Linked DNA regions of Homo sapiens: region 2 is linked to region 1. Evidence: read pairs that join two places in POLR2A ChIA-PET (ENCODE). Cell type or tissue: GM12878. All regions are shown on one strand. Each heading gives the region's core, and the rest is flanking DNA. Links, peaks and the distances in the headings are about the cores only.

What was found. Peaks named below come from ENCODE experiments on the same cell type or tissue, not always from the same donor. Only the 100,000 strongest peaks of a DNase experiment are listed, where the experiment ranks them.
Region 2: POLR2A ChIA-PET joins it to region 1 with 5 read pairs; 2 of 35 experiments call an interaction of 5 or more read pairs at or near these places.

The regions. Positions count from the first base shown.
Region 1 is chr9:125,698,648-125,704,274 of GRCh38, reverse strand. The region is part of intron 1 of MAPKAP1 (MAPK associated protein 1); the gene reads left to right. Among named protein-coding and RNA genes, the nearest start is that of MAPKAP1, 5.7 kb to the left of the region's middle. In GM12878, for the core only: no CTCF peak of the experiment used is centred there; DNase peaks (open chromatin) are centred at 2,735 and 3,194; H3K4me3 peaks cover 2,147 bases; H3K27ac peaks cover 3,579 bases.
Region 2 is chr9:126,987,445-126,991,444 of GRCh38, reverse strand. All of the region lies in intron 4 of RALGPS1 (Ral GEF with PH domain and SH3 binding motif 1), which reads right to left. Among named protein-coding and RNA genes, the nearest start is that of RALGPS1, 75 kb to the right of the region's middle. In GM12878, for the core only: no CTCF peak of the experiment used is centred there; no DNase peak of the experiment used is centred there.

The sequences.
Region 1 (5,627 bases), core at 994-4,993:
GGGCACAGAGACCTTGAATAACTTCCTTGAGTTTATGCTGCTGGTAGAGCTGTAAGATAGAGGGGATTATCTGCTGAACACTGAGATCGGCACTCTTCATTACTACACCATGTTGCTTGTTCTTTGTGATGTGGATGCGGACCCTCTGGAAAGGCTTCAGAGAGAAACTTGCCCTTGAGCTGTAGCTTCAGTGTGCCAGTCATTGTGAGACAGGAGGGATCACGAGGAATGGAAGTGGCCTTTGCACTAAAGGAGCTCATAGCCTTATCTGTTACTTTAAATGTTTTTCTTTTTTGGTGGGGGAGCTTGTTTTGCTTATTGACTTATACCTGAAGACTTCAGAAACTTTTGCAGTTGAGTGGATTTATATGATTCAGCCTAAGATAATTTGCTGGCAATCTGTTATTCTGATGTATAGGCCTTACTGTTACGGACGCAGTTGTAGATGTCAAATTATTATATGACAAGGACTTCTGTCACGTTACTTGTTTTTTTTTTTTTTTTTGAGACAGTCTTGCTCTATCACCCAGGGTGGAGTGCAGTGGCATGATCTTGGCTGACTGCAACCTCTGCCTCCTGGGTTCAAGAGATTCTCTTGCCTCAGCCTCCCAAGTAGCTGGGACTATAGGCAGGTGCCACCACGCCTGGCCAATTTTTGTGTTTTTAGTAGAAACGGGGTTTTGCTGTGTTGGCCAGGCTGGTCTCAAACTCCTGACCTCAAGTGATCTGCCTGCCTCGGGCTCTCAAAGTGCTGGGATTACAGGCGTGAGCCACCATTCGTGGCCACATTACGTTTTTTCCCTATGGGAGGTGCCCTGACTTGTTTCTGTGAGTTCGAAGTTTTTGTGAAGTTTTTTGACTCAGAAGTCAGCATATTTCAGCTTGTGTTAAATTTAAGAGGCTTAGTGGTTAAATATGTTACTTAAGAGTCACAGAGCTAATGTGTGATAGAGCCACAAAAAACTGGCCAAAAAAGAGTAAACAAATCTTCATTAAATTATTATTATTGTTCTGTTTGAGCATCTTCCTCAGTGGTCTCCAAGTCCGATGCCTGTTATGTACTAGGATGAGTAGGCTGGGCCTTGATGAACTGGAGAGCACGGGCCCAAACTAAAGGGAGCAGTTGCTGCTCAGCTCCACTTGCTTGTTGCCATGTGAGGAAGTGGGCCCAGTGTCCTTGGATCTTTTGACACTTTTTGGAAAAGATGCTGGAAATCTGGATTTTAATTTATTCTTATTTATTTATTTAACTTTTAGAGACAGGGTATCGTCCTATCAGGCTAGAGTGCAGTTTCGTGGTAATAGCTCACTACAGCCTTGAATTCTGGGCTCAAGTGATCCTCCCACCTCTGCCTCCCCAATAGCTAGGACTACAGGCGCATGCCACTATGTGTAGCTAGTTTTTTTTTTTTTTCTTTTTTTGAGACAAAGTCTCGCTCTTGTTGCCCAGGCTGGAGTGCAGTGGCATGACCTTGGCTCACTGCAATGTCCGCCTCCCGGGTTCAAGCGATTCTCTTGCCTCAGCCTCCTGAGTAGCTGGGACTACAGGTGCCCATCACCACGCCCAGCTAATTTTTGTATTTTTAGTAGAGACAGGGTTTTGCCGTGTTGGCCAGGCTGGTCTTGAACTCTTGACCTCAAGTGATCCGCCTGCTTCAGGCTCTCAAAGTGCTGGGATTACAGGGGTGAGCCATTGCATCCGGCCATGTACTAGCTAGTTGTTGCTTTTATTTTTTTTGTGGGAAGGAGTTTCGCTCTTGTTGCCCAGGCTGGAGTGCAATGGCGCGATCTTGACTCACTGCAACCTCCACCTCCTGGGTTCAAGCAATTCTCCTGCCTCAGCCTCCTGAGTAGCTGGGATTACAGGTATGCGCCACCACGCCTGGCTAATTTTGTATTTTTAGTAGAGGCGGGGTTTCTGCATGTTGGTCAGGCTGGTCTCGAACTCCCGACCTCAGGTGATCCACCTGCCTTGGCCTCCCAAAGTGCTGGGACTACAGGCGTGAGCCACTGCGCCCGGCCTAATTTTTAAAAAAATTTTGTAGAGATGGTGTCTATCTATGTTGCCTAGGCTGGTCTTGAACTCCTGCCTTCAAATGATACTCCTGCCATGGCCTCCCAAATTGTTGGGATTACAGGTGTGAGCCACTGCATGTCGTGGATTTTAATGTATTTAGTTTAAAAATTTGCCATTAAAAATTATGTTGATCAAAACATATTTGTGGGCTGAGTGTAATTCTAGGCTGCCTGATTGTGAACTCCAACCTACCTGGCTGCTGAAATTTTGGTACCTGTTGTTCAGAGCAGGAAGTATACAATACAATGTTTTGATTATTGATTAGAAATCTCATGGTAAATTGCCAGTGTGAGGGGGCATTGTAGCTTGCGCTGATAGTTTTGGAGAGTGGCAAGGTCAATGCTTTTATTGTATAATCAAGCTAAAGTATAGATCTGGCTGGTGAGATGACCTTATAACACTTCTATTTTGTGCTCTTAGCACTTTAAATGCTACCAGATTTCTTGTCTCTTGGCCCTCTCCACAATAGTATGAAGTGGTATGGTAAATTTGTTAAATGCTCTTGTATACCTTATTTTCTTTAGTCTTCATAGTCCTATGAGATAGGTAGTATTACAAAGGGGGTAATCATCACCTCTTGAGATGAAGAAATCGGCACCCAGTGAATCACAGTTTAGTGGAAAGAGCAGTTGACTAGAGAGGGTGTTGCATCCTGAATATGCGGATACCACTAACAGCCAGTGAATCACAGTTTAGTAGCAAGTGCAGTTGACTAGAGAGTGATTTGCATCCTGAATATGCGGATACCGCTAACAGCCTTTGGAGTTTGGTCACGTCACTTACAAATCCTCGGATCTTTTTTCCTTTTTGGATAAATAATGAGGAGTAAAATTCAAGTCTTGCTGAAATTCAATTCGTAATATCCTATACTTGAGTATACTTTTACTAATATACTTTTATTACTGATGCAAAGTATACTGAATGTGTAAAACTTCAAAAAAATAACATTTTCCAGTTCCCTGCGGACTCATTTTAAGGTACTGTGTTACAAATAAGTACCATTTCAGCAGAGAAATTGGTAGAAAATTGAAGGAATGGTTTTCTTTTCGGGATGCCAAGCTTTCTGTTTCTAATTGATATGCTTAAAGTCACACAACTGATTACTGGCAGACTCCAGTGGAGATGACTCAAATCTAAAATGCTGCCCCTCCTCTCTTGCTGGCAGGTCAGGAACCACTACTCAGCTCTTCATCTGTTCTTTATTCATTACTTCCTCTGGGAAAGGCCCTTGATGGGCCAGGTGCTCCCCCAGTGCATGCAGTGCCTATTGACTATATGTACTCAAGATTGAAAGGGGGCGTAGAGACACCCAGCACAGTGAGAGAAATATGGTCAGGGAGTTCCCAGCCCAAGAGTTTAATTTATTTTTATTTTAATACCCAGCTTTCACAAGGTGAAAATTGAAGAAATACTGGTCTTGTAGATACTTGTTTTCATTCATACTCTATTGTATAAGGAAATAACAGAATATAAAAATAAAGGGAATAAATCCTGAGCAGTCATTCAAAATTTATTAACTCTAGTTGGCAGCAGTCTAGATATATTGGGGAAATGGATTTAATATAGGCAACACAAAATTTGGACTGAAAGTAGAATACAGTTTTATGTAATTGAAAGTGAGAAAAATGGGAGAAACCACTTAAAAAACAAACCCGAAACTCTAGAAAGAACAAGAAGGTATTAGAATAACTATTGGAATTAAGTTATAGTAATTGCTTGTGAAATAAGTGGAATATTATGTCACATTTATGCCTAAATATAAGCAGTGTTAGATTCTTAATATCCTATACGTGAGTATACTTTTATGAATATACTTTTATTATTGATGCAAAGTGTACTGAATGTGTAAAACTTCAAAAAAAATAACATTTTCCAGTTCCTTATGGACTCATTTTAAGGTACTGTGTTATAAATAAGTACCATTTCAGCAGAGAAATTGGTAGAAAATTGTTTGAAGGAATGGTTTTCTTTTGAAAATAAAGCGAGTATTTAATCTGAACCTTAGTTACTGACATAAAGGAGACTAACGAAGAACTGAAGTGCAGACTTGAATTTTAAGCAGTGTGACATGGGGCTTTGGGCAGACCCGCTTGGATTTGATTATTGGCTTTGTCAGTCTGTAAGCTGGACAGTCTGCAAAATGGGGACAGTAATGCCAATCTCACATAGTCCTTAGTGAGGACTAAATGAAACAATATATGTAAGTACCTTGTAAGTACTGTAGTGCTTCTGGAGAGATGCAGGTCCAGGCTGAGCATCCCTACTCAAAATATTCAAAATCTGGGCCAGATTTGCTGGCTCACACCTTTAATCCCAGCACTTTGGGAGGCCAAGATGAGTGGATTGCTTGAGCTTGGGAGTTCAAGAGCAGCCTGGGCAAAATAATGAAACCCTGTCTCTACAAAAATATTAGCCAGGCATGGTGGCGCACATCTGTAGTTCCAGGCTGAGGTAGGAGGATTGCTTGAGCCCAGGGGGCTGAGGCTGCTGTGAGCCATGATCACACCACTGTACTCCAGCCTGGGCAACAGAGCAAGACTGTCTCAAAAAAAAAAAAAAATCAAAATCAAAAATCCTTCAAAATTCAAAACTTTTCGAACTGACATGATGCCACAATTGGAAAATTCTATGCCTGACCTCATGTGACAGGTTGCAGTTAAAACTTTATTTCATGCATAAAATTATTAAAAATACTGGCTGGGTGAGGTGGCTCATAACCAGCAATCCTGGGAGGCCAAGGTGGGAGGATTGCTTGAGTTCAGGAGTTAGAGACTAGCCTGGGCAACACAGCAAGACCTTGTCTCTACTAAAAATCAAAACAATTAGCTTGGTGTGGTGGTGTGTGCCTGTAGTCCCAGCTACTTGGGAGGCCGAGGCAGGAGGATCGTTTGAGCCCGGGGTGTCAAGGCTGCAGTGAGCCATGATTGTGCTCCTGCACTCCAGCCTGGATGACAGAGGGAGACCCTGCCTCAAAAAAGAAAAAAAAAGTTAGTATAAAATTACCTTCAGGCTATGTGTGTAAAGTGTATATGAAATATAAGTGAATTGCGTGTTTAGACTTGTGTCTTATCCCCAGGATACTGCATGATATATATGAAAATATTCCAAAATTCAAAGAAAATCCAGAGTCTGAAACACTTCTGGTCCCAAGCATTTTAGATAAGGGATGCCAACCTCTAATGGCATTCAGGGCATAAGACATTCAGGATGTTAATATGATGTAATAAGCAATGATTTGATGGAGTGGTCATAAAAGAGTGAGACTCATTTTCATGTCTGGATCATGAAATTTGTTAATTTCTGTTGTGTTTTGTAAATTAGTGCACCTACATACTGTATTGAGAGAAGGACTTTAGGATGCTGTTTTTAAGCTATTATGTGAATTGATCTGCTGAGTAACAAGAAACACTTCCAAGTGTTTATATTATCTTTTTTGTGCCTGTAACTGCTCTTTGTTAGAAAAGGGATATTATGTTATCCCCGTCCCCATTTTACAAATGCCGAAACTGAAGCTTAGAGAAGTAATGTAATTATTAATAAAAATATAGAG
Region 2 (4,000 bases), core at 1-4,000, 1.3 Mb before region 1:
GAAATTTGGTTTCTAACCAACACTAATGTCATATCCATGCTCAAGAAGGAAAAAAAAAATGAGTCTCGAAGTTGCAAAGTGTTGGATCAAATGTGCTGCTGGCCTGTGTGTGCAGCCAGTTCAGACTCCTGCCCCAGTAGCCTCTCCCCACCCTTCAGGCAGGCCTTATCCTGCGGCTCAGAGAGGAACTCCAGCCCCTACTCTTATCTCCACCATGAAATAAATGGAGTTGGGGAATTCCTTTTCTACTCTGTTTCCACTGTGACAAGAAACTGTTAAAACAGACCAATTTCTAGAAAATGTGCAAATAACAAATGTGAACTCAGAGCGGTAACAAATTAGACAGCTGTTTAGCCTTTGGGTGCTAAGTAACGATAGCTCTAATGAGTCTTATGCTGGGAGCCCTCCTTTCTATGCCTTGGCCCCAACTTGTGGACACCAAGACTGCCCCTACCACCTAATCCAGTTTTTTGAACAAAGAGAGGCAGATAGCATAGAAGTGGAAAGGATTCAAGGGATTTTAGTATTATTACTACTGCTACATCCTAAATGTATTCGACAAAAAACAAACAACATCAGGCACTGCATTAGATCACAGGAGTCAGGGATGAAGAGTAGTGGCATGATCTCTGCATTCCTGGAGTTCACAAACCAGGAGGGAAACAGACTTTGAACTCATAATTCAAACTTTTAAAAGTCGTAATATTTCAGTACGAGGGTGCAAAGTGCCATACGTAAGAAGTATGAGGCGGCTATGAGAGGGAGCATGAGAAGGAGGAGCACTACCTCGGAGCTCTGACTGCTCATCATCTCCCGGAGGCAGAGCAGAGCATTCCCGGCAGAGGGCACAACCTGTGCGGAGGTGCTGAGACAGGAGTGAACACCAGGGAGGCTGTGGTGTGCACACAAAGTGGTGAACTGGAGCAGGAGAGAGTCGGGAGGTCTGCTGCTGGCCTATTTCACAGAGCCTGGGAGGCTGCATGAAGGCGGATCTGCATCCTAGGAGCAGTGGGTAGCCACAGAGGGCGCTAAGCAGGGCAGGGACATGGTCAGACTTTGGCTTTAGAAAGATGTCTCTGGTTCCAAAGAGGAGGCTGGGGGATGGAACTCAATGTGAGGAGACATGAAAAGGCTGCTGCCATCATTCAGGGGAGGGATGGCAGTGGATTAGACTAGGTTGGTGTAGCAGAGAGAGATGGTCTGAGAAAACTGCCCAGCATGTGACCTGAGAGAGGGGTTTTAATGATGTCAGGGAAACCAATCTCCACTTTACAAATGACTGCCTGCTGGCCACATTCTTCCCTCTCCGAGGGCCAAACACTGATTCCAAGGAGCAGCAAAGACACACAGGGTTTGTCCGACGTCCAACATTGACCTCGGCTTTCTGGAACGCCCGCTTCTTCAGAGCAGGCAAACGGCATCCAGACAAAAGGCCAGAGGGTCAGGTTCCTGGACCCACAGGCAGTGTTTTCCTGAACTGCAACGTGTCATGTGGCCTGGAGGAAACTGTGGACTTCTGCAGGGAGTCTTCCATTCTGGCAGGCCAGCCTTTCTGCAAACCAGAAAAGGACCCAACAGATGCTGGTCAAGTCAAGCTCAAGGTCTCGAGCTCCAGCCTGATGCAGGAAGGGTGAAATCGAATCCCTCTAGAGTAAGTGTCCCACAGGAATATGTATTTTATCTGCAGAATGCCTCCTTTGTCCCAAAACATTTCTGTTAATGCTGCTCCCACCTCCTCATTCTAACCAGAACTGCCTTTTCCTTAAAACACACTTAGGAGGAACTTAGCAGGTTCCCTCCAGGGCCACAGACAATGAGGACTAGAGGGAGAGGACCAGCAGGCCCACCCAGACCACCCCTGGCCTGCCTTCCACTAACACTGAGCACCTGGTCCGTGCCTCAAACCCAGGAATAGATACTGGGGATGTTCTGGTTCCTCACCTCCAAGGCCCACAGTCCAGGCCCACAGCTTGTCTTCAGGGAGGCCCAAGCCGGGTCCTAACACCTCTACTTCCCCTCCACGCTGCTGTATGCTCTCCCACCATGATGCTCCCTTACCTGTAGCTCTGGCTTGAGTCTTCCCCTCCTCCCATTCTCCTGTTGTCATCTCTACACACTTCACTAAACTTCTCACTTCTGGGTGCCCCCATGCCTCAACCTCTTCTGTGCTTCACAAAGGCACTGCCATCACACCTTCAAGCACAGTCACCAGAGCCACCCCACCTCAAAGACCCTGAACTCTGAAATCCTCCTCCCTCCATTATTTCCTGGCTTCCCTCCCCTTCCCCTAACCAAATCTGTGCTTTGCTCTCTTCTTGACTTTTGGTCCTTCAGCGATGATGATGATGATGATGATGATGCTGATGATGATGATGATAAGGTGGGGTCTTGCTATGTTGCCCAGGCTGGCCTCAAACTCCTAGGCTCAAGTGGTCCTCCCACCTTGGCCTCCTGAGTCCTTCAGCCTTTTTTCAGGCCATCGGCTGTCTCTGGCCCTTCTGGCCTCCCTCCCTAAAGGCAACATTGCTGATCACCCTGCTTGACTTAACTAGGCCTCCTCCTACCTCTAGGGCCACTTTCTGTGCATCCTTCCTTGCCCCTTGTTCTTCCTGCTGCTCCCTAAGTGGGCAGCCCACTTTTCTCCAGACACAACTACAGCCTGCTTCCTCTCATCTTGGCCCTTGCAGCAGCCTCACAACCAGTATAACATCAGGCCCTGCCCTTCTCTCCAGTGTGACCACCTTGCCTCATGCAGACTGCTGCAAAATCCTCCTAACTAGTCTCCCTGACTACAGGTGGTTCTGTCTCAGTTGAAATGAACATCTTAAAATACAAATCTGTCCACGGTGCTCCCCTTTTAAAATCCTTCAGAGGGCTGGGTATGGTGGCATACACCTGCAGTCCCAACTACTTGGGAGGCTAAGGTGGGAGGATTGCTTCAGCCCAGGAGTTTGAGGCTGCAGTGAGCTATGATCATGCCATTGCACTTTAGCCTGGGCAACATAGCAGGACTTTGTCTCTATTTTTTGTTTTTTTAAATCTCTCAGTGAATGCTCAGGGCTAACAAGATAAAGCTCAAACTCCTTAGTCAGGCACATCTAAGCCTCCCTTCCAAGCCTCACTGCCGTCTCCTGCCCAGCTCAAACTGCCTGGCCCAACCTGGCTCTCTTGACACGTGTCCATGCTCCTCAAAGATGCCAGGCCTTGTATGGCCAGGTTTCAGTGCAAGGCCTCTCAATCTCTCACCCCCGCCAGGCTTGAGGCTCTTCCTTTCTTGCCACCTCCTCTGCTGCTGACCTCACCACTGGTCCTTGTATTTCCTGGCCACTCATCCTCTGGATTTTGGTCCTGGTCTTGCAGGAGAGACCTAGATACACTTCTCCCGTCATGACAGACTCCTCACTGTTCTCCAAACACCCATATGCAACTGAATCTTTCTGCTTTTGCGATGCTCTTGGCCACCCCGTTCTCCTGGCTTCCTTATTCAAACATCCCTTCTGTGGGACATGCTCCTTGCCTTCTGCCCATCCTCACCCTCACTCTTTCCTTGATACGCTAGCGCCCCACCCCTGAACACTTCTTGTTTACTATTTATTTACATGTCTGCCTGACTCAGGTTGAATTGTGCCGAGGTCCCCTTCATCGTTTCTCCAGCATTTAGCACAGTAGACTGATGAATGAGTAAATGAGTGAAGGCAGAGCTGACTACTGGGAAATCTGACAGTGGGGATGGAACAATGTTGGCAGGGGCAGTGAGAAGACTGGAAAAAACACGAGCACTTAGGAAAGCTTTCCACCTCACTGAAATTGGTACCCACTGCAGTTCGTTTCTATCACACTGAGGCCCACCGTACACCATGCCCCAGCTGCCAGTCGGCAAGGGAATGAAACACTGACTTCTGGTAAGCCTTTGGCATGTACCAGTATCCCTGGCAATGATGCTCTGGCAGAGCACAGAACTGAGGGAAGAGCAGGTTCTCCTTTTCTTCTCTCAAGAGCA